Linked DNA regions of Mus musculus: regions 2 and 3 are each linked to region 1. The links are chromatin loops, found by intact Hi-C in ENCODE. Cell type or tissue: heart. All regions are shown on one strand.

Evidence for each region. A loop is a pair of places that touch in the nucleus more often than their neighbours do. Peaks named below come from ENCODE experiments on the same cell type or tissue, not always from the same donor. Only the 100,000 strongest peaks of a DNase experiment are listed, where the experiment ranks them.
Region 2: it touches region 1 in a loop (6-fold over the local background); 12 of 42 quality-filtered maps call a loop at or near these places.
Region 3: a loop joins it to region 1, with 4 times the contacts of the local background. A loop is called at or near these places in 6 of 42 quality-filtered maps.

The regions. Positions count from the first base shown.
Region 1 is chr16:11,319,252-11,327,251 of GRCm38, forward strand. Tnfrsf17 (tumor necrosis factor receptor superfamily, member 17) reads left to right here. Exons shown (of 3, transcript NM_011608.1): 3 at 424-817. The coding sequence ends at 707. It overlaps Snx29 (sorting nexin 29), which reads left to right and starts at 3,653. Exons shown (of 21, transcript NM_028964.4): 1 at 3,653-3,727. The coding sequence starts at 3,721. In heart, a CTCF peak has its summit at 3,842; DNase peaks (open chromatin) are centred at 3,610 and 4,630; H3K4me3 peaks cover 2,244 bases; H3K27ac peaks cover 1,543 bases.
Region 2 is chr16:11,250,564-11,258,563 of GRCm38, forward strand. It overlaps Gspt1 (G1 to S phase transition 1), which reads right to left and starts at 3,762. Exons shown (of 15, transcript NM_146066.2): 1 at 3,080-3,762. The coding sequence starts at 3,434. It overlaps LOC115488671, which reads right to left and starts at 3,073. Exons shown (of 2, transcript XM_030249388.1): 1 at 1,662-3,073; 2 at 1-359. It overlaps Mir1945 (microRNA 1945), which reads right to left and starts at 3,882; the gene lies at 3,805-3,882. In heart, a CTCF peak has its summit at 4,119; DNase peaks (open chromatin) are centred at 3,028 and 3,758; H3K4me3 peaks cover 3,457 bases; H3K27ac peaks cover 2,502 bases.
Region 3 is chr16:11,199,176-11,207,175 of GRCm38, forward strand. Rsl1d1 (ribosomal L1 domain containing 1) reads right to left here and starts at 4,117. Exons shown (of 9, transcript NM_025546.2): 1 at 3,976-4,117; 2 at 3,143-3,282; 3 at 2,120-2,255; 4 at 396-544; 5 at 210-311. The coding sequence starts at 4,080. It overlaps 2610020C07Rik (RIKEN cDNA 2610020C07 gene), which reads left to right and starts at 4,208. Exons shown (of 3, transcript NR_038156.1): 1 at 4,208-4,572. In heart, no CTCF peak of the experiment used is centred here; a DNase peak (open chromatin) is centred at 4,136; H3K4me3 peaks cover 3,552 bases; H3K27ac peaks cover 2,072 bases.

The DNA of each region.
Region 1 (8,000 bases):
GAGCCAAATAGGTAATAGGTACAGAACTGATCCAGTTTGTGGCTTTACCAGTAAGGGTATCTGTCACGTGCTCAGAGTACTCAGATAGCAGCAATGCCATGGACTCCAGCCCATTGTCTCTATGTCCCTCCTGCTGTCACATTTTGTAGTCTTTATAAAGTCAGGTTGTGTAGATTTTTCATGTGATATATCCTGAGATTTAAATGTGGTCAATATAAGACAAGATGTAAAAGCTCCTTATTCCCACAAAGCAACCTGCCTCAGGGCCCTGCAGGGGCTGTAGTGTTAGTTGGCGACTCTCAGTGCAGGATGCACTCATCCTTGGTCTTGTGCTGCCTTGTGTCCTGCTGTGTCCTGCTGTGCATGGCATGACAATACCACTGAGGCTCTCAGGTGAATGCCTACCTGCTTCTGTACCATCAGGATCGGCTCAGCTGGACAAGGCCGACACCGAGCTGACTAGGATCAGGGCTGGTGACGACAGGATCTTTCCCCGAAGCCTGGAGTATACAGTGGAAGAGTGCACCTGTGAGGACTGTGTCAAGAGCAAACCCAAGGGGGATTCTGACCATTTCTTCCCGCTTCCAGCCATGGAGGAGGGGGCAACCATTCTTGTCACCACAAAAACGGGTGACTACGGCAAGTCAAGTGTGCCAACTGCTTTGCAAAGTGTCATGGGGATGGAGAAGCCAACTCACACTAGATAATGAGCTTCCTAACTGGTGTGAAGCTGCTTTGAGAACCTTCTGTCAGGAGAGCTGGTGTTTTAGATGTCGTTAGGATGACCGTTTACCAACCAAGAATACAGTTTTTTGTCCTTTAATTCTGGTTTTGTAGTTGACATTGTTTATGTAGTTTTATTTTATGTGCATTGGTTGTTTTGTCTGCATGGAGATGTGAGGGTGTCAGATCCTGGAGTTACAGACAGTTGTGAGCTGCCATGTGAGTGGTGGGAATTGAACCCGGGTCCTCTGTAAGAACAGTGTTCTTAACCACTAAGCCATCCTTCCAGCCCATGGTTGAATTTTTGACTCTCTAAACCAAAACCAAAACAAGGTGGTGGTGGTGTATGCCTTTAATCCTAGTACTCAGGAGGCAGAGGCAGACAGATCTCTGTGAGTTTGAGGCCAGCCTGGTCTAGACAGCTAGTTCCAGGGCAACCAAGGCCACACAGAGAAACTTTGCCTTAAAAAAAAAAAAAAAGAAAGAAAGAAAGGAAGAAAGAAAGAAGAAACAAACAAATAAAAAAGAAACAAAAAGCTCTCCAACATCTCTAGGCCCCAGAATATTATGTTTCTATCAGGCACCCACAAACATGGTAGGTATATTTGAGGACAAACTGGATTCTCCCCATGGCCAAAGAAAGCAAGATTGTCCCATGTTTTTCTATAAGTGGAAGCCAGGCTAATTCTGTGTGAAATGCAGCAGGTGCCAGCATGCTCATAAAAATGCATGTGCTACTGCTGACAAACACGAACCTGGTACTGTTTTCAGCTCAAGTGCAGGTGTGTGCACTATGTAGGCTTAATGGTGCCAGAGATTGTTCTAAGTCATTTTACACATACAAAATACTATAAGGAAGGTAGACCATTATTACCTCCACCTTATAAATGTTGTCAGGACTGAGGATTGGCTTAGGGGAGATAGAATACTTGCCTAGCATACTCAATGTACTAGGTTCTACCTCCAGTTTACACACACACACACACACACATACACACACACACACACACACACACACACGGAGAGGGGGGAAGTGAAGAGAGAGGAGAGAGAAAAGAGGAGAGAGAGAAGAGAGGAGAGGAGAGGAGCAAGACACTGAGTGAGTCCGAGCAGGGTAATAGCCAGTGAATGACTGTTTTATTTTATGAAACTGTAACAAGACATTTGAGGCTTGTTAATGTGTGAAGTATCAAAACATATCAAAACATATCATTTTTCTTTTTCTTTTCTTTTTTTTTTTTTTGGTTTTTCGACATATCATTTTCCTTACAGGCTAGCCTTAAGCTCTTGATTCTCTCTGGACTGGGATTATAGGAAGGCAGGACCTGTTCCACACTTGGTCTGCCTCATTTGTGGAGTTGGAGAGCTCCACGTGAAGATGCTAGCATCTGGGGAGAGAGCGCTGTTTGTGTCCTCCCAGGGTGGAAGGTGGAAGATTTTAGCTGAAGCCATGTGAAACCTCTGTAGGACTTAAGACCACTGGTAAAGGGCAGCCTGCAGGTTTAGTCACCTCCCTTTCCTTTCTTTATTGGAATCAAATCCAGGATGGCACACATGTGTTCTTCCACTGAGCTACTACAGTTTCTAGCTCTTCATTATTTTCTTATTTCTGATCAAGAGCCTAAGTTCTCCAGGCTGGGTGACTCCAGCCTCATATCCAGCAGGCAAAATAGTCTTTCAACTCCATATTTAAAATAGGGCAAAACCCTGGATTTCACAGTTGCTGTGAATTTAGCTCTTGTGTTCTCTCAGCACCTACCCACCTTTCCTCTCACTGTTGCCTAGAGTCAGTTGGACAACTCTTGTAGTTCCCTTAACCCACTGACCCACTGTCATTCTCCTCAGACCCATTACAATGCATTCTCATTCTAGAAAGTTCTCTCTCTCTCTCTCTCTCTCTCTCTCTCTCTCTCTCACACACACACACACACACACACACACCCACCACAAATTCTCCCAAGTGCCTCAGGCAGTAATTCGATTCTTCTGTGAATGTTGGTATTAAAGGTGTGCATGGTCACACCAGGATTGTAAGTGAAGTTTCAAATTCTGACTGCATCACTGTGCTTTGCACTTTTATTCCCACATCCATCATCAAGAAAGTACAAACTCTCCTGCCTGCAGGGCCTTGCACGTGCTACTCCAACTACTGAACTATATCCACCACTCCGGTTTTACCACTCCGGTTTTACTTTTTATTTCGAGAGTCTTGAGAAGTTACCCAGAATGGCTTTGAATTCACCTTTTGTTTTTGTTTGTACAGAGAGTTGAAGCTTGGGCCTCCTGCATGCAAGGCATGTGCCCTCTCTACCAAACTTTTTTTTTTTTTTTTTTTTTTTTTCGAGTCAGGGTTTCTCTGTATAGCCCTGGCTGTCCTGCAACTCACTTTGTAGACCAGGCTGGCCTCGAACTCAGAAATCCGGGATTAAAGGCGTGCGTTACCACGCCGGCCATCCACAGCTCTTGAATTCTTGCAGCTCAGGCTCCTGACTTATCCTCTTGAATGTTGGGATTTAAAGCCTGTACCACCAGGCCCTGCAGGCCCATTACTCTTTTTTTCTCTCTTCTCTTTGAGACAGTCTCAAGCAGCCCCATCTAGCCTCGAAATCATTGAGTAGTTCAAGGTTGACCTTGAACTTCTGATCCACCTGCCTTCCCCCGAGTGCTGGTTTGACGGACATGCAACACACTACTCCAAGCTCTCGGTACGCGTATATCGCATCCTTGTCCGAACTTCAGTCTAAATGGATGTCTTTTTCTTGGCTCGGGGATTGGGAGGCATTGATTTTGTGAGGTGCCGGTTCTCTTCCCTGCTACCCTGGGGCGTCGATTTGCCCGAGTATTTTGGTTCCGGGTCGGGAGGCGGGCCCTAGGAGAGTCACTGCTTCCGGGGCGGGGCCAGCGGGCGGGGCGCGCGTTCTCCCGGCCTGTGTGGAGCTCGGCGGCTGCAGACGCGGCGGCGGCGGCAAGGCAGGCGGCGGCCCCGGGAGCAGCAACATGAGCGGTGAGTGGCGGCCCCGCTGCTGTCACCCGCCCCGTAGCGCCACTGCAGCCGCACGCTCCGGGCCCGGTGTGCTCACACGCTGCAGACCCCCGCGGGGTCGCTCGCAGGCTCGGAGCCCTGGCCCGGAGTCTCCTGCACCGCTCCCACTATCCCGGGGCTGGCGCTCCTGTCCCTCTGCCTCACCAGTGACAGCCAACTCCTAGAGCAGAGCTTGCTCCCAATTCCCTCCCAGACAGCCGATCCCTTTGACAGGTTTCCGCACCCCGGATTCTCAGATCTCTGGTACTTGCCTTAGTCCCTCTTTCTCCCGTGACCCTCCTGGGACTCAGCTCCAGTTACCAGCCCCTGGTTTTTAGTTATTCTCTGTTCCAGGTCTCTTCCACCCAGTGACTCCTCTTTCTCCAAAGGCAAAGAGCATCTCTAGACACCCCTGTCACACACAGCAAACCAGAGCGACAGCTCCGGGTCCCCAGAGGTCTCAGTGTTAGGACAGCTTTGTCTTCTTCCCTCCTCTTCCCTGCACCTGTGTCCCCAGAGCTGGCCAGTTAGCCTCGCAGCGTCCCTCTCCCGGTTGTGCCTTTTGTATTTGGGCTGTTAGTTCATGCTTCAGTTCTCTCCATGTCTTCCTCTAGCTCATCGTTTGAAGTCTCCGGTTGTGTCCTGAAGCCCTTTCCTTCTTGCCCAATGCTGAACCTAAATGGGGCTCAAGCGTTGCCCAAGCCAATACCACCAGCAGGGAGGTGGAGCGGGTGGGGAGTCTGGAAGTGAGAGGCAGGTGCTTGTGACGGCTTGTGCTCAGTGATACCGAAGTTTAGTCCCTTTGTCGGAGTCTGTGTCTTCAAGCCTCCCTCTGAAGAGTCCTGATGATGTTTTGATGTTTTGGTGCTAAGTCATTCCTGGGTGTTGCGCGTGGAGATGGGAGTGACTCAGGGAAGGCTTGTGTTGGCTGTTGATTCTCCTGCTGGACTCAGGGATCTGGATTCCCTTAGGAGGACCCGCCTACCCTCGTAGTTTCTGTTTTTTCTTACTGTGCAGCTGGATTTTCGTCTCTGCACCCAGTCTCTAGACTTGCACTCAGGTGTTTCATGGAGCGGAGAGGGTGCTAGGGCAAAGGAGCAAAGGGCAGTCTTAATTTTTTGTTTTTTAAATTATTTCTGTGCATCTTTAAAAAAACGTTAGATGCTTTTTGTTGCTCAAGAGCAAAGTTTATGGAACTGTGGTCTTATTGAGGGGACTAATGGAGGGGTTTTTACAGTTTACGTTCATCTGCCAAAGCAAATTACTGGGTCTAACTTAACACTAATGTTAACAAAAACGTGTGTGCCAGCATCCACCAAAAGGTGATGGAGCCCAATGTACTGGGTTCAAATCCTGGCTCTACCACATAAAGCAATATGCTTTTTTTTTTTTTTTTTTTTTTTTTTTTGGTTTTTGGTTTTTGGTTTTTGGTTTTTCGAGACAGGGTTTTTCTGTATATCCCTGGCTGTCCTGGAACTCACTCTCTAGACCAGGCTGGCCTCGAACTCAGAAATCTGCCTGCCTCTGCCTCCCAAGTGCTGGGATTAAAGGTGTGGGCCACCACCGCCCGGCAGCAATATACTTTTTTTTTTTTAAACTCGTGTTTTGGTTATTAGTTGGGATTTTCTTTTTTTTTAATTTTTTAAAGATTTATTTATTTATTATATGTAAGTACACTGTAGCTGTCTTCAGACATTCCAGAAGAGGGCATCAGATCTCATTACAGATGGTTGTGAGCCACCATGTGGTTGCTGGGATTTGAACTCTGGACCTTCGGAAGAACAGTCAGGTGCTCTTACCCACTGAGCCATCTCACCAGCCCAGCAATATACTTTTAATTAATTAATTTAGTATGTGTGTGCAGGTGTGTTTGCATGTGCACATGTGTAGGAGGGCCAGCAATCAACCCTGGCTGTTTTTCTGTCTTGCTTCCTTATTTGTGGAGATAGGGTCTCTCACTGACCCCAGGACTCACCGTTCTAGCTAGACTGTTTTGTTTAGCTGGTCTTGGAAATCATCCTGTGTCTGCCTCAGCACACCAGTCCTGGAGTTAGAAGTATGTCCCCCAGCAAGCACGTCACTGACTGAGCCACCTCTCCATCCTTTAAAGATGCGTAAGTTAGAGCAACTAAGGTGGAATTTGCAGCAAAGCAAGCATACACAATAGCATCTGCCTCCTAGATTAGTAATGACTTTTGGTTGCTCAGCTAAATGATTGGTGTTAAGTCCTTTAACAGGGCTCATTGTTACTCTTTCCATAAAAGCTGAGTGAAGAGTGGGGACAGGCTTGCATCTTAGTCCCTCTGGGACAATGGTGGGAACCAGGCACTCTGAAATACTTTGTGATCCCAAGGGGTAAATCCAGAGCCTCATGTATGCTGAGCCTATGTCCTCTCACCAGAGATAGATACCTTAATCCTAACTTTTCCCTTTGAATGTGACCAAAGGGCTCGTCATAGACCTGGATGTCTGCAGAAGAAATTCCTTTACTTCATTAGAGGAAGAACTGAAATTGAGAAACCAAAGGAAATTGGCCAGTTTATCTTTCAAGGAGACACTTAGTATCAAAACTCTGGCTCAAGCATTTGTAGTTAACTAATGACCTGTGTTTGGCCCTGGGACCCATAGGATAGAAGGAGAGCTGACTCCTGCAGGTTGTCTTCTAACTTCCACAGAAACACTGTGGCTAGCACATGAATCCACAAGATAAATAAATACAAACGTAATAAGAATTCAAGGGAAGTTTCAAAAAAATCATTAGGTCTCAAGCCAAACAAAGCATTTAAAAGAGACCAAATGGCCTTTTTGGAAAGAGCAACTGGAGGCAGGAGCCTCCCGTCCCCTCCCCAATGCCGAGTGCATGCCACATCTGGAGTTTTAGTAATGTGTGTTTCATATAGCTCCTTTGTTCAGTTGTAACCAAGTGCGCTGTCAGTTTATTCCTTTCTGAAATAGTATCATTGATTCAGAAGGGTGGAAAGGCTAGTGTGAGGTCAGACCCAGCCCTACTCTGCTAAACATGTGCTTCATACTGTGTCTAAGCTCAGGGTAGGTACTTTTGTTTCTTGAAGACTGAGGTTGAAAATGACCCCATCCTACCTCCCTTGGGATTGATAATTCGTGCTTAATGAAATTAAGTGCAGGAGAAATTTCCATTCTTCTCGAGGATTTTCCTGCCAGGTGTGTGGCAGGCTCTTGTCTGTCACTACAACACTCCCAACACTGGGTTATTATGCGTTTGAGGTCAGCCAGGTCTATAGATCAGGTTCCAGGCTAGCCTGTGATACCTGGTGTATACCTGTCTCAAAACTGACACCCCAACTCAAAAAATTTGGGGGTGGGGGTGGGGGTGGGGGTGGGAGGATTACTTCAGACACTGCAAATGTGGGATTGTATAATGCACTGGTATCTCACCTCGTTGGTAGTTACAGCTGCTTGCTAGTTCGTCTGCATCCTTGCCTACTTCCCACCTCTCCCAATGCCATGCCACTGCAAAGACTTTTTTTTTTTTTTTTTGGTTTTTTTCGAGACAGGGTTTCTCTGTATAGCCCTGGCTGTCCTGGAACTCACTCTGTAGACCAGGCTGGCCTCGAACTCAGAAATCCGCCTGCCTCTGCCTCCCTGAGTGCTGGGATTAAAGGCGTGCGCCACCACGCCCGGCTACGCAAAGACTTTTATATGTATCTCTCATATTATGTTTAAAAATAATTAATTTTGTAATCCTGTTAGAAAGCAGTGATATCCCAATAGCACTCACCAGCTAATGTTCACATTTAAGTCCTTGCTTTATAGTTTTGTTTTATGGTGTAATCTTACAACACAGATCTAAGGGTGGATTTTGTTTTAAATAATTTAGCTGTCTTTGGAAGAGAATTTAGTTTTGTTTTTTCTTATTTTGGTTTTTAGAGACAGAGTTTCTCTGTAGCCCTTGTTATCCTGGAACTCACTCTGTAGACCAGGCTGGCCTTGAATTCAGAGATCTACCTGCCTCTGCCTCTTGATTGCTGGGATTAAAGGTGTGCACCACCACTGCTCAGTGGGAAAGAGATTTTAAGGTTTATTTTAGTGCTGTGACAGAACTGTTCAAACCTCACTGGGATCAATATTAGAAAAATTGTATCACTCCAGAAAGACATTCTGGGCTCGTTAGCAATTGCTGTTCAAGTCCCTCTGCTCAGTCTTAGGCAACTAATCTATTTTCTGTCTCTGGATTATTTTTTCTTATTCTTTTGAGATACTGTATTATGTAGTCCAG
Region 2 (8,000 bases), 69 kb before region 1:
GCTGTGAGCCACCATGTGGTTGTTAGGATTTGAACTTAGGACCTTTGGAAGAGCAATCAGTGTTCTTACCCACTGAGCCATCTCCAGCCCCCAGTGATTTTTAAGATTTCTATTTTCATTGATAATCACTTGCCCAATTTACTTGGCTCTATAGAAAGTTGCATTTAAATGGATGATGCTTAATTACACTTAAAAGAGTTCTACTTAGTCATTGTTTGGAATTTGTTGTTTTTACATTTTCGAAGAGAACAAGGTCAGCACCAGTTCCCTAGCTCTGACTTGAGATGGCTGGACACAGGCATATCTGTGAAGACTCTCACCACCAAGGCCCCTTCCTCTGTTGGCTGCTCTAGGCAGTGCTGTATTTCAAAGAGAAACAACACAAAACAAAATAAAGAGCAAATCATTCCAGGAGAAAGGAGTATCTAGCCACAAGCCCTTAAAGGTTAGTCCCGAGCCCACTTACCACAGACTGGAAAGGAACAACAAAGGAAACAGTCACTATCTTATGGACCCCTTCCTCACCACCAAAAACATCTGGATTCCCCTTAGGGAGTTACAGGTTAGGTGCTCTCCTGCCATTACTTTTTTCTGCTTTCCCCCAGTAAGAATGATGGCAACATTTATGGATTCAAAGTTCCCAAACTCGTCCCATATAGCTCTAGTCTTCTACTTAGGCAACATCCAGATATCAGACACAGAATGCTTACAGAATTATTATTCTTCCTTCTCATTGGGTATGGGTTCTTACTCTAGCCCATGCTGACTTCAATTTCTCAACTGTTTCAATCACACAACAAAATTTAAACTGGGTGATGGTGGCACACACCCTTAATCCCAGAATTCAAGAGACAGTCCAGTAGATCTCTTGGGAGTTTGAGTTCTAGGACAGCTAGAGATACATAGTGAGATCCTGTCTAGGAAGGGAAAAATAATATAAAATAAAATATATATAAAAATTTTTCTAGAAACAATTGATGCAGTAAGACCATTTTTGATTATAAAAAAAAGTTCACACATACTATAATTTAGAAACTTTCTGACAAACATATTCCTACACTTAGTAAAACCACAAATTAGCAAGTAATAGATAAAGAAAAACTCCTGCACAAAACAAAATGCCTAGACACTCAAAGTGACCACTCCAAACCATGGCCCTGTGGATGATTATCCCTGTTAAAATCTGATCAGTGCCTGTAAATGCAGTCTCCAGTCTATTCAAAGCTGGTAGTTCCAGATGAAGGAGAGCCAAGAAAGACAATGGCTGGAGATGTGGAAGCTCTAAAATAAGGTAGAAACAAGTACTTCCAGCAATTTGTAAGGAAGCTAACAAGTAGATTAATGTCTAAAAGAATTAAAAGTTGAATGAATTTCCTTGTTTGAAAAGAAAAATATCAACCACACACAAATAAAAGAAATGCCAGTCAATAAAAGTCAAATCCCCAGGTTTGAAGGAGGGCAGCATCCCTCCTTCCTGCACAATAAAAGCCCCAAAGCTCACTGCCCCCCAAAACCCACTCTAATACAGACCCAGCTCCTCACAAAAGCATTTCCCTGAACAGTCCAACACCCTCTCACTTCTAAAAAGCAAAGTGAAGCACGTTTCCCAAGAAACTAAATTCCAAGAACGTATTTATTTATTTATTTATTTACTTACTTACTTATTATTTGCCAGACAGTCCCGGTAGCCTTCACCTAAAGATCTTGCTGCCCTCACTTCCTGAGTTCCAGGGTTGCAACCTCACCTGGGAGGGCAGCGAGGTGATAATGCCATTTGTTTTCTCTGCTTTTTCCAAGCATTCTCCTACCTCAGCCTCCAGAGTTCTGGGACTCTATAGGCATTAACTAGTTAGTGTACCACCACACCAGGCCTAAGTCCAGAACTTAAAACATACTCTCACTTGAAATAAGCTCAAATTATCTGCCCCACCAATGTCCCTGCTAAATAATCAAAGTCTCGGCCTTTTCCCTTCCCGTTTCTTTCTTTCTTTCTTTTTTTCTTTAGGACAATACCATATTTACTCAAAAAAGCATCGTCATGGGTGGGGGAGCGTGTGGGGGACTTTTGGGATAGCATTGGAAATGTAAATGAAATAAATACCTAATTTAAAAAAAAAGCATCAGCATGAAGGCAATACTTAAGTTCACTCAACAGCATTGCTACAAAATCTGTACCTGAAAGCAGGCTACCAAACATACAGCCCGTTTGTAAAAAGGTGTTTAAAGACTGCAGTTTGAAACGACAGAAAGTGTATTTAGTAGCTACTTTATGTGACAAATATTAAGTTATCAGAAGTATTTAAGTAACAGACTAGACTAATACACGAACGCAAACTAAGCTTTTATAAGCAACCCTTATAAGGGCCATACTTTTAAAACAATTAAAAGTCTACACGCCATTCAGAAAAAGTCTTAAATCCCGCTTAAAACCGCACATAAATCAATGAGGTTTACTACCACATGTTAGTACTGAGGAATCCTTGTGACATTTAAAAAACTTTTCAAGTATTCAAAATGTTAAGGGTGAAAAAAGGTCTTTGTATTGACAGCCAACAGTTTCTGGCGGATCACAAGCCTGCAATGCATCTTGGGATTCCTTCAGGTCGCTTTAGTGCCACCGATACTTAAAACGCAATTACAGTTCCAAACGTAGAAACTACAGTAGGAGCAGCTCTCTGGGCCAGCGAAGAGACAAGTCCTGTCCCCCAAACCCTAGACTTTCACACCCTCCTCCTGCCGGACTTCAAGCCCTATCAGTCCCCACTTCTGGGCCTCGTGGCACTGACTGGCCCAGGGCTGGCAGGGTCCCATACAGTTCCTATGCCTAGGGGTGAACCGCGTGCGGCCTTCCGCGGCGGGGCAATCGCCCCCGGGTCCCCTGGTCTCTGCTCCTCCTGGCCCAGGCGCCCCAAGCCAAGCAGCTCCCAGACTGGAGGCGCCCCACCCAGACCAGCCGGCGCCGCTGTCAGCGCCCCACGTGCGGGCCGGCCGGCCTCCCGTCCTCTCCACCCAGCCCACCGCGGAACTCCGGCCCCAGGCCGCCGCCCGTGCCTTGGGGATATCCAGCCCGGCAACTTACCCGAAGGGCCTCCCGCGCCGCTGCCTGCTCCGTGGTCGCCTCCGGCTGCGCCAGCTGGGGATAGCGGCGGCTGGGCCGGACCCCGCAGGAAGGACGGCACGAATTCAGCGGCGTGGACGTTGGGGACGAAAGGCTTGGCGTTGACGTTGAGTTGCCGGCTGAAAGCCGCGCTGAGGTTCTCACGCTGGGCCTCGGCCACCGCGGCCATGGAGCCGCTGCCGCTCCCGCCGCCGCCGCAAGGCCCGGGCCCGGGGGCCTCCATATCCGTCTGGTCCCAGCAGTCGGGCGCAGAGTCGCTGCTGCTGCTGCTCCCGCCGCCGCCGCCACCGCCGCCACCGCCGCTGCTAGGATCCATGATCGGGGGGGCCGTGTGTGTGGTGAAGAGAGGGCGGGAAATGGAGGCGGGGGCGGCCGACCGGGGAGGAGCAGGCCGCGCTGACCCGGGGAGGACGGCAAGACTGGGGAGCTGACAGTCAATGACTCACTCGCCGGCGTCCTGGGCAGCAGCTACAGTCCAGACAGTACACTCGAGACCAGGTCGACAGCGGCTCAACCCTCCTCGTGTGTGCGAAAGGATCTCCTCCCACCCAACCCCAACTACCGCCGCCGGCCTCACCGCCAACCCCACGTTTGGAGAGAATTGACCTCTCGCTACCACCCGTACCTTCGCCTCGGTAGTTCCCGTCTGTGTCCGCCCGCGTTTCCGCCTACGAAGCGCGGCCGATAGCTAAACTACAAGTCCCGACAGTACCCGCGAAGACCCGGTGCGGTTTTCTCGGGGGCTGACGGGAGTCGGAGTTCAGCGCTCAAGCGTCACCGGAAGCGGCTGGAACTCCCGGCAGGCAGCGCGAGGAGGCAGAAGTCTGGTGGCCCATCTGTCGCAGGGTGGGGGTAGGGGTAGGCTCTACTCGGCTAGGGCAAGACGGTGGGCCGAGCCCTTCCGCACGAGGCGACGATCCACCCTAGCCTGTGAGAACACCCGGTCCGCAGGCCTAACCTAGAGGAATTTTTTTTTCTTCTCCCTTTTCGGCGCCTTTTCTGTCTCCCAGTCTATATACCTTATTCTCTTTCTCTCCACCCGCAGCCAGAGTTTGCCCTACATTTCAAAGCCGGCGGGAGGCGTCTTTCCTTTTATGTATTCATTTTTGGAAGAGGCAGTAAAACCATGAGATGTTACAGCTGAAACTGCGTGTGGCTCATAAAGGTCCAAGGATGTCCGGCAAAAGGATCCTTAACTGGAAAATTTCAGTGACTCATGTTATGTTTGACTAGTCATTAAAAGCCCGCACCTAAAATGTTTTTTCGTCCTTTCATCCTCCCTGCCAGGAGATTTACAAATTAATCGGGATTGCCATATTTTTTAGTGTACCCAGCGGTACCTAATAGTGGCTATTTTGGTGCTTCCAGTTCCTTAGCTGCCATTAGGTAAAGTGCTGTTCTTTTGAAAGGCCGCATCTGTCAGCTATTCTTACAGTCCTTTAATAATGAGGGCATCTCACACTTTCAAGTTGCATTTTAGTAATTGTGGGGTAAGTGACAAGCAAGAAAAAATAAAATTCACCTTTATTTTTTACTGCACGAAGTAGGAATACCTGTTCTAAATACCTGTTAAATGCTCCTGTAATTCACCCATGGAGACCAAGACAAAGAAAAGTATACTCTTAATTTTACTTGCTCTGAAAAGAGTCTAGACAGAATGCAACTAACCTACTTGGAAATTACAGAGTAACATATTCAAAATGTTCAAACAACGAGTTTTTTTTTTTTTTAAATCTGGATCTAAGATATCTAAATTGGAATGCTGACTTTAAACATTTGTATAATAAAAAGTGAGAATTTGGCCTAACGAGAGAGGTAATAGACAAAGTTGTCAATAATTTTTTGTTTGTTTTGTTTTTGTTTTGTTGGGTTTTTTGGTTTTTCGAGACAGGGTTTCTCTGTATAGCCATGGCTGTCCTGGAACTCACTCTGTAGACCAGGTTGGCCTCGAACTCAGAAATCCACCTGCCTCTGCCTTCCAAGTGCTGGGATTAAAGGCCAGCACCACCAATGCCCGGCTTTGTCAATTACTTTTTAAAGCAAGGCTTCAAACTAGCTCTTTTTTTCTTCTTTTTGTGGTTGGTTAGTTAGGTTTTGGTCGGTTGGTTGGCTGGTTGGTTGGTTGGTTAAGCAGAGACAAATGAAGCCCAGGCTGGCCCTGAACTCCAGTCCTTTTATCTTACTTTCCAAGTGCTGGAACTCTCTGCCTGTCTACCACCAAGCTCAGCTTGAACTGGTTTTTTGTAAATGACTTTTTTTTTCTTGCATGTGTTTTAAGATGTCCTCTTTGTGTGATCCAGACTGACTTGGACTCAAGATCATCTAGTTGAAACTGCTGGAACCTGTACAGCACCACAGTTTTCATCTTTAAATCTGTCTCTAATAAATTCATACCTCATGGGAGATCTGCAAGCCCCAGCCCACTCCAAAGACAGCTCAACATCTGCATGCGGCTGACTGAACTAGCTCACCACAGCCTATCACTGGATAGAGCCAACCCCTAGGGCTCCGGGTGTTCACACTCTGAGAATGTTAGCTCTTCACAGCTAGTTGAATGAACAGTTTCTTTGTTCATGGTGCTTTTTCTAGAGACAGTGTCAGAAAAGTGTCGTTTGGAAAAGCCTTTGATCAGCCAAGTGTGTTGGCTCAATCCTGTAAACAAGGAGGATCCCTATAAATTCAAGATTAGCCATTATTTAATCTGGGATCAATGTCTGCAACCCCCAGTGTTGGAATTATAGAGATATACCACAACTCTGACTTTCTTTGGTTTTCAAAGGCATTGACCTACCTGTGCAAGCTTCAACAAGAAAATGAGAGTCTGTCAACAAACACCGCTGTTGTGCTAAAAGTGAGCAACTTGAAGACTGTTCTTGGTTCCTACCACCTAGCATAAAGCTAAACAAGTAAATGCAGGCAGTAAGTGTAAAGTGTCACTACTGTCCTTTATAAGCACTTAGGACTTTTCAAGTACAGAGCAATAACTCATTTTCTTTACGTGTGTGGGAGAGAGAGAGAGAGAGAGAGAGAGAGAACACACACATGGAGATCACAGGACAACTTTAGAGTTATTCTCACCTTTCATGTTGTTGAGGCAAGGTCTTGTTTTTGCAATGCCCTGTCCTGCAGACGAGCTGGCTAGAGGGCTTCTGTGCCGTTCTTCTGTGATGCCTCGATGTAGGAGTGCTGGGATCACAGAGTCACATCACCATATCGAGCTTTGTTTATTGTTGTTATTGTTTTTAATGTGTGTCTCAGTGCTTATATGTCTGTGAATACCCAGTGCCCACAGAAGCCAGAAGAGGACATTGCACCTACAGATGTTGTGACCCACCAACTAGGTACTGGGTATTGAACCCCAGTCCTCTAGAAGAACACCCATTGCTCTTAACCACTGAGCCATCTCTCCAGTTTTATATCCAGCTTTTTATCTGGTGTGATGGTTTGAATAGGAACGGCCCCCGTAACTTGACATGTTTGAATGCTTGGTCATTGGGGAGTGGCACTATTTGACAATGATTAGGTGGGTATGACCTTGTTGGAGAAGTATATCACTGGGGATGGGCTTTGAGGTTTCAAAAGCTCAAGCCAGGACCAGTGTCATACTCTGCCTGGTGCCTGTGGGTCCAGATGTAGAACTCTCAGGTGTTCTGTAACACCATGTCTACCTGCAAGCTGCCATGTTCCTGCTGGGACAGTAATGGACTAAACCTCTGAAACTGTAAGTCAGCCCCAGTTAAATGCTTTTCTTTATAAGAGTTGCATGATCTCGTGTCTCTTCACAGCAACAGAACATTGACTAAAATATCTGGTTTCTGGGGATCAAACTCAGGTCATCAGACTTGTATGGCAAGTACTTTTATCCATCTTTTGGCTTAAGAGCCAGTTTTTCCAAAGACTTACGCTATTTGCTGGGATGTATATAATGGGTTAGTTTGACAGCTCCTTTCCCTAGCAAATCTATGCTTCTTCTAGGCTTGAACCACACTACAACAGATAATTCCTATTTTCCACTGCAAATCTCACTAGCTGTCATTGCTAGCAATCTCATTCTCTCCCACCCAATTTGATGCTAGAAAATTGAGCCTAGGATCTTGCACATGCTAGGCGCACATTCTACCAATGAGCTACGTGCCTCTAGTCCTTCTTTTTGTCTTTTTTATTCTCCATAAAATACCATTGTATTTCAAAACTAAGTCAGGGTTTCCATATAGTCTTTTAATTCAACCATATGGTACTTTGTTTTGGTTTTGAGCAAAAAGAAGTGAAGTTGATAAACTAGTGCAATATGATCTAGTTAACTGCATTGTTTCAGACCAGTTCTGGAAATCTCTGGTGTGTCAGATATTAGCTCTCAAGATGCTAGATAGTAAGTCCACTGGAGTTATAAAGTAGTTTTGCCTGTAGTATGGCTGATGAGTATTTCCAAATACAAAGTAAAAAGGTTAAAAACTTTCATACTAGCAAAAGAACATGTTTTGTGACCACCTGGAACCCATGTAAAAGTAGACTTCATCCTGGCTTCCCACATCTCTACCAAAGGGCCTTAATGATTCTCTTAAGGAAAACTATTTGGAACAGAACTAGAATTGGAGAAGGAGAGGTTCCCCCTACTTGAGGCAGAAATAAGTGACAGCACAGAGAAGCCCAAGTGCTCATACTTTGCCTGAAACCTCAAGGTTGCCAATATTTTTTTAATAGACCTTGATACTTTGTTTCATGTTTTAAGATCAGAAACAAAACAATTTCACTTCTACATTGCCTTTTTGATCCCAAACCAAGTTCAAACTCCTGTAAAAGAAGATGACATCAATCCTCATGCCCTGCCCCCCAATTGCTGGGATTACAAGCCTGCACCGCCTGCTAGTCAAGCCATGCTGGA
Region 3 (8,000 bases), 120 kb before region 1:
TAACCCTGGCTGTCCTGGAACTCAGAAATCCACACGCCTCTGCCTCCGGAGCACTGGGATTAAAGGCATGCACCACCACACCTGGCTAGAAGGTCCTAGTTTTATTAACAAGATCCTTAAATGAGGTAGGGGATAGGGGGGAGAGGAGAGGATTACAAAACCCTGACATGTAAAGTTTAAAGAAATCTCATATAAATGTTCCTTGTTACCTGCAAGAACCACGCTTAGAGATGTTTAAGACGGTCCCTGTGATACATCGGTTAATCTCTTTGGACAGATTCTTTGCCAGAAGGTTCACAGACACTGGAACTCTATAAAAGCACACAGGCATCAGAACATTGGAGACACACAGAAACCCCATACCAGTCAAGTCCAGTCACTGCAAATAAACTCACTTCTTTCTCTGATAAAAATGCCTCCCTATGTGTGAGGGCAAATGCCGTCGAATTCTCGCATCAGTAATAAAGACTTCAAAGCTACCCAGGAGGCGGAGCTTGGCTTCATAGGCTTTATATTCTGTTTTTAAAGTTTTAAAAGGGATAATCTAGAATACAGAAACAAGACCAAAACCATAAAATGTTAAGCATCTAAAACAGAAGGAGAAATATTTAACACTTCCGATTCAGACTGGTCCTAGAGCCATGCCCCTCTCGGATTAATAAATTCCTAAGCAGCTAAAATATGCTAGAGGCCTAGCCAGATGGTGGGAGACCCTGAGAGGAACGATCAAGGAGCCTGGATAAAATCCCAGCATGTCAGCCAGGCACTGAAGTATATGACATAACTTGTTCTTGGGAATTTCAGGTTGGAGAATACTAACTTTGAGGGTAGCCCAGCAATTGAGCAAGATGCTATCTCAAACAAAATAAAACGAGCTGCAGAGACAGACAGCTTAGTGGTTAAAAGCATTAGTTTCTCTTACAGAGGACCTGGGTTTGATTCCACCACCCACATAGTAGCTCGTGGCCATGTGTATCTCTCTCCAGGTCCAGGGAATTCAAGACTCTCTTCTGATCTACATGGGTACTTATATAAGGTGCATAGACACATGTAGACAAAACACCCAGGCTGAGCGGTGGTGGCGCATGCCTTTAATCCAAGCACTTGGGAGGTAGAGGCAAGTGGATTTCTGAGTTCTAAGACAGCCTGGTCTACAAAGTGAGTTCCAGGACAGCCAGGGCTAAACAGAAAAAAATACCAGTCTCGAAGAAAAAAAAAAAAAAAAAAAAAAACCAACCAACCAACCAAAAAAACCAAAAACCACCCACTTTTAAAAAAGCAAGGGTATTGTGGGTGGGGAGGTAGCAGCACTTGATATAGAGGTGTAAAAGTTAAATCTATTCTGAGTTAGAGGCTAGCCTGGTCTACATTTCAAGTTTGGGGTAGAGTCTAGCATGTGTAAGTTTGATCTAACATGTGTAAAGTTTTGGATTCAATTCCTACTACCAGGAGAAATATAAAGAAACAGACTACAAATATAAACAAATAATCACAAGCCAGAGCCAGACATGTGATGCTCTACAAGTACACAAAAAATTAGGTTTTTAAGCAATCTGCAACGGGAGTATAGATGGCTCAGTGCTTTGGAGCCGACTGCTCTTAGAACACATGAAAACAACCTTCTACAACTCCAGTTGCGGGGAACCCCATTCTCCCTTAGGCACTCTGCTCAAGACAACTAAAAATAAGATATGAAATCTGACATGCATTTAGCTTTTCAGACACCAATCAGAATACCACCTTTAGCAAAAGCAAATACAGCCAACAATGACATTACAGTGGCAATTACATTAAAAAGAGAAAAACGGGCTGGAGAGATGGCTTGGTAGTTAAGAGAACTTGACGCTCTTTTGAAGGACCTGCGTTTTATTTCCCACACCAATCAGGCAGCTTACAACCACCTGAAACCCTAACTCCAGGAGACTTCAAACCCTTTTCTGGCCATGGAAGACACCTGCATCCACACGGTGCATGCATGTTAGGAACACACATCATAGCCATAAAAGAATAAAATAAAATTACAATGAAAATAGACCTGAAAGATCAAGAATTACAGCAGTGTATCGTACTTCATTTCTATGAAGTCTTTGAAAGGACTTCAACGCATCAGCACACCTACCTGAGAGATAGTGTTAACTCCGTGTTTTTTCAAAAGCTTTTTATAGAAACCTTCTGTCTGTTCAGGTGAATCGAATTCATCTTTTGTGAAGAGACATACATCTGAGGATTCGGAGAGAATGCTATGAGGCAAAGGTCTGCAAAACACGACAAAAAAGGCCAGAAAGTACGTGGGTTATTCACAACACATGCTTACTCTCATTCAAGGTCATTGTTGACCTAGGAGAGCTAAGGAGAACATACAATACATGCAGGCAAGCCAGATGAATCAGTGGGTGAAAACCTGTGCTCAGTGCCAGGCCTAACAACCAGAGCTCAAGCTCCAGGACCAACATGGTAGGGAGAAATGGCACTGACTGCCACATGCGTGCACCCAATACTCCAGACAGACAGACAAACACAAATAAATGCTCTTTAAAAATATTTTTAGTTATTTGTTTTCATGTCATTGTTTCTCTGTCTTAGAATACGCTCTGAAGATAGGGCTGGCCTCGAATTCAAGAGATCTGCCTGCCTCTGCCACTTCTGGCTCTAAAAGAGAAAATATTGGGCTAGAGAGACCAAATGCAGGATTGTACACACTCAGCAGTTAAGAGCACTTGCTGCTTTCCCAGGAGATCTGATTTCTGTCACCTGTACCAACACTGGGCTGCTCACAACCTCTTATCTCTGCAGTCTAGGTGGTCTGACATCCTCTTTTGGCTTCTGCAAGCACTGGACACATGTGGCCCACATTCTTACACTCACACTCTGAGTTTTAAAAATTAAAGGGGGTGGGCGGCTGGAGAGATGGCTCAGCGGTTAAGAGCACTGACTGCCCTTCCAGAGATCCTGTGTTCAATTCCTAGCAACCACATGGTGGCTCACAACCATCTGTAATGAGGTCTGATGCCCTCTTCTGGTGTGTTTGAAGACAGCAACAGTATACTCACATACATAAAATAAATAAATGTTAAAAAAAAAAAACAGCCAAAAAACAAAAAAATCCAACCAAACAACTCTCAAGAGATAAATAATTACTTACACTTTGACCCGAAGTTCTTTCTCTGGAATTTTCCATAATATCACCATTAAAAATAAATTTTCGCTCCCACTCAACAGCAATTCATTATTGTTTTTTTTGGACTTTGAGCGATTAGATATTACTTCCACTGCCTTTCTAATCTGCAGAGACAGAGAATAAGTTAATTTTCTCAATCTATGTTAATTGCTCCCACACAGACATATCTGCTTCCTTTGCTCCTTTGGGGGGCGGGGGGCGTTTCAAGAGAGGGTTTTCCTATATAGCTCTGGCCAACCTGGAATACTTAGTCCAGGCTGGCGTCGAATTCAAAAGATTCGCCTGTCTCCCGTGTGCTGGGATTAAAGGCGTGCGCCACAAAGCCTGGCGCTCCTCTTTCTATTGGGCAAATTTCATCAGCGTATCGGGATATTACAATTTGTACCCATTGCAATGTAAGAACCCGTCTAAAACATCTAAGGACTTGCTTCCAAAATCTGTTTACAGGTTGTCCTTTCTACGTAAGAGGACTATTCGGAAGCTTCTCCTGCCCTCTATGAGAAAGGAAGCGGTCAGGAAAGGCGCGTTGGCCCTGCTACCAACACTTTGTGCACGGACACATGACCTGTGATGCTGCAGAACCGAGCGCAGAAGCCCGCTTTCCACAGGAGGCAAACAGGCCAGAAGTGTGAGAAGAGCGAGCCCGCTGGGTGCGTTCCCAGAGGCCAGCCTCGAGCTCCGGAGAGCCCACGCGGTCGCGGGCCCACTTCATTTCCAGCCTCTCGCCCCACACCCTGCGCCGAACGCGGGTCCTAACCACCCTGCTTCCCGAATCGTCGTCCCCAAAAGCCACTCGCCTGCTCTCTGTCCAGCTGTAAAAGAGCGGTCGGGGTCACTTGCACGTCGGTGGTGGTCGCCTCAGCGACCGAGGCACTGGGAGATTCGGACGCAGAGCCCTTCATGTCGCCTCGTGTGGAAGGCCTGTAGAAGTCAGAGCTCATGCGCAGCCCGGAGGCCCGGAACCGGAAAGCAGTCAGTAACACTGCGAGGGGGAGGGGTATCACGTCATTTCCGGCGAGGCGCGAAATTAGATGTTGGGCCCGCCCTCTTGGGTAGATGGTGTTGCGGTCGTAGACTGTGCCCAGAGTTATTCTAGCGGCAGCATCTCCTTTGCCTCCGACTCTTTCTAAGGCTGCAGGCCTGAAAAACCCTGTCGCTCCTTCCGGAGGACACCGAGCGAGCGCCCTAAGGAGAGACTAAAGCCCTCTCTTCAATCCCGTGCTGTCTTCTGCAGAGCGGGAAGCCGTGGCTCCTCCATTCCTTTCTGGCTTCAGGCGTCGGTTTCCCCAAATTGGTGGTATTCCCAGGAAATAAAGAGAAACTGCCAACGCTAGGCGCGGGATGCTGCGCGAGAAACGAAAAAATGAGTCGGTCTCTCAGGAGCTTCGGCCCAGGTAAGACCTTGCGTGAGTGTGAAGGGATAACTTTAGTGTAGGAGAGAATACGCCAGAACGTCCTATGAGTAGTTGCCAAGCATGCCCACTGTGGTGACCGTGCCCAATACCCCGTATTCGAGGTTGTTCTCAGTCAGTTCAGGGAGCTCTCAATAGTACCACCAGTTTTTATTTTCGATTAGTTCGAGACAGAGCCTCTATTGAGACAGAGTATTATTGAGACAGGGTCTCTATTATTGAGACAGGGTCTCTATTATGGCAATTCTGGCTATTCTGGAACTCTATATAGACAGGTCTGACCTCGAACTCACTGAGATCCTCCTGCTTCAGGTTTCAGAGTGCTAGGATTAAAAGCATCCACCAATACGCCCCCACTTAAGTCAAACTCTTCCTATATCACCCAGGGTTACCCGAGTGAGCCTCCTCCTCTACGTCTCAGATGCTAGATTTACAAGAGTGAGCGAGTCCCCTGCCCCCACCTTGTACCGGCACAGTTACATAATTTATTTAGAAATTTTTATGTGAATGTTAAGGATAGTGACAGGTTCAGCTAGCTGTGTGGGAATAAAATGCTCTCCATTGTCAGATGTCTTCCAAAAGTGCTCCTGTGAAGGGACCATGCTCTGCTAGTGTCTGTTGAGGGAGGACCTTGTCCTAATTTAACTTGTAGAATACAAGTCCTTGGCACCTGCTTCTACTTGGCTATTTAGAATCTAGTATAAGATGGACTTTTAACATATTGCAGTGACTTGCTACACTGGGCTTGAGGTATGCAGGCTAACACACTCCAAAGAGCATTGGTGGTCTTAGGTGTTCTCTTGCCTGTATTCAAGTTTGAGAACCAGACGTTTTTGGTTTTTCGAGACAGGGTTTCTCTGTGTAACAGCCCTGGCTGCCCTGGATCTCACTTTGTAGGCCAGGCTGACCTTTAGCTCACAGGAATCTGCCTGCCTCTGCCTCCCAGTGCTGGGAGTAGGGCTTTTTTATTTTATGTATATGTTTTACTTGCCTGTGTATCTGTACACCACATGTGGGAAGTGCTAGTGTAGATCCTCTTAGAACTAGAATTACAGATGGTTGGAAACCACCGTGCGAATGCTGAGAATCAAACTGTAGTCTTCTGGAAGAGCAAGCAGTACTCTTGACACCATCTCTCCAGCCCCAAGCACCAGACTTTTGAGCCAAGGAAATTCCATGAATTCAGATGATAGATCCTTGAGGCGATTGGAAACAGTAAGTGTCTAGAGCCAAAGAATTGCAAAATTGAAGAAATAGGCTTTTAAAACTGACAGGGGGCCTAGTTACCAAACTTCACTTACATTCTGGGCTACAGAACAATACTCTCATCTCAGTGTCATTTCTGAAATTAGACTTATGATTACTGTTAGGCGTGTAATTTTTGTCTTTACAACTCCCTCTCATTCACTCATTTGTAAGGTGGCCCTCCCTAGAGAGAGGGAAGCCAGATGCTATGCTGTGAGACTACGTGGGCAGCCAGCTAGTAACCACATGCATGAAGGTGGAAGGAAAGCCTTCTTTGTAGACACAAGAGAGACTCCAAGTCAGAGCCCTTTAGCTGTGCTGCTCCTAGCTTTCTCATAAAACACAAATAAGCCTTTGCTAATTTTAGCTGCCGTTCTCTATCAATAGGTATTTGATAGAAATTTATAGCCCTCCCACTCACATATTCAACTGTATAATTAATATTTGAACTTTTGTACCTCCCATTCACCATTTTTACCATGATCTCATATGATGCCCTCAGCTTGCCCTTGTATTTCCTTTCTCAGTATTGAATACTTCTAAGACAAAGAGAGTTATTTGTAAGTCTTTTCTCTTCATCCCTCAGTTTGATGAATAATAGTCTGCAGTGTGGGCTTGGCGGCTCACATCCCTAACACCAACACTCAGAATTATAGGATTAAGGATTTCAACGTAAGCCTTAGCCACCTGGCACGGTTAAGGCCGGTCTAAGCAACATGAGACCATTTCAAAATAAAGCCTTGGAGATACATGGAAACCTAGATAATCCACAAATTCCTGAGCATGAATTACTGGACAAATGGGCAATACTAATAATTATTAATAAGATTTAAAAATGAAGAAAAAGGAACAGATTTGGAAGCTATTGGAATGAGTTCTTTTTTTTTTTAATTTTTTTTTTTAATTTTTTTTTTATTAGGTATTTTCCTCGTTTACATTTTCAATGCTATCCCAAAGGTCCCCCATACCCACCCCCCGGAATGAGTTCTTTGGTGGGATGACTCAGTGGGTCCAGATACCTGCCATCAGACCTGTAACCTGAGTTTGATTCAAAGAATCTACATCATGAATAGAGAAATCAGACCCCTGCAAGTTGCCCTCAGATTTCCACATGTGAGTTCTGGCCCATGAGCCATGGCACAGATGTGCCCACGTGAATGCATACACACAAGAAAATGCAATTAAGAAACAATTTTAAAAATACTCTTTTTCACTATTTCAAGCTTAAAGTTCCAGTGCTATATCTAAGTAATTCTGGGATGTGGAGAAAGATGTTTCTGAGAAAAAAAGAAAGCTTAAACATCATCTGCATAAGGATGGTTACAGCTGTGGAAGTAGATGAGAAATAGAGAGCCAAAACAGAGCCATCAAGAAATCTTTAATTGTGGATTAGAAGAGAAGAGAGTTAAGGAAAAGAGAAGAAAGTGTGGGTTGGGGACACAGACCCAGCATAAGAATGGCCATTCTCATCCAAACTACCACACCAGCTAGCACAATATCTCATATCAACCTCCTCCAGTATCTCCTCATATTTGGAACACATTTTAATTGATGGATGAACAGGGGGCAGGACTGTTAGAAATAATGGGAGGTATGGCCTTGTTGGAGGAAGTGTGTCACTGAAGGTAAGCTTTGAGGTTCCAAACGCTCGAGCCAGGCCAGGGTCTCTCTCTCCCTGCTTCCTGCGGCTGTGGAATCTGGGTGTGTTTCTCTCCAGCACCACATCTGGGTGGATTCTGCCCTACTCCTGCCATGATAATGGACTGATAACCCCCTCAAACTGTAAGCAAGCTCCAATTAGATGTTTTCCTTTATAAGAGTTGTATTGGTTATGGGATCTCTCTTTTTTTTTTTTTTTTTTTTGAGACAGGGTTTCTCTGTGTAGCCCTGGATGTCCTGGGACTCACTCTGTAGACCAGGCTGGCCTCGAACTCAGAAATTGCCTGCCTCTGCCTCCCAAGTGCTGGGATTAAAGGTGTGTGCCACCACTGCCTGGAAGTTATGGTGTCTCTTAACAGAAATAGAACATTGACGAAGACAGTTTCATAGTTTTCAACTTGATGCAAGCTAGAGTCATCTGGGAGGAGGAAATCTCAGGTGAGGAAATACCTGCATCAATAGACCTGGCTCTTAGGGAAGTCTATAGGACACTTTTTGAAATAATG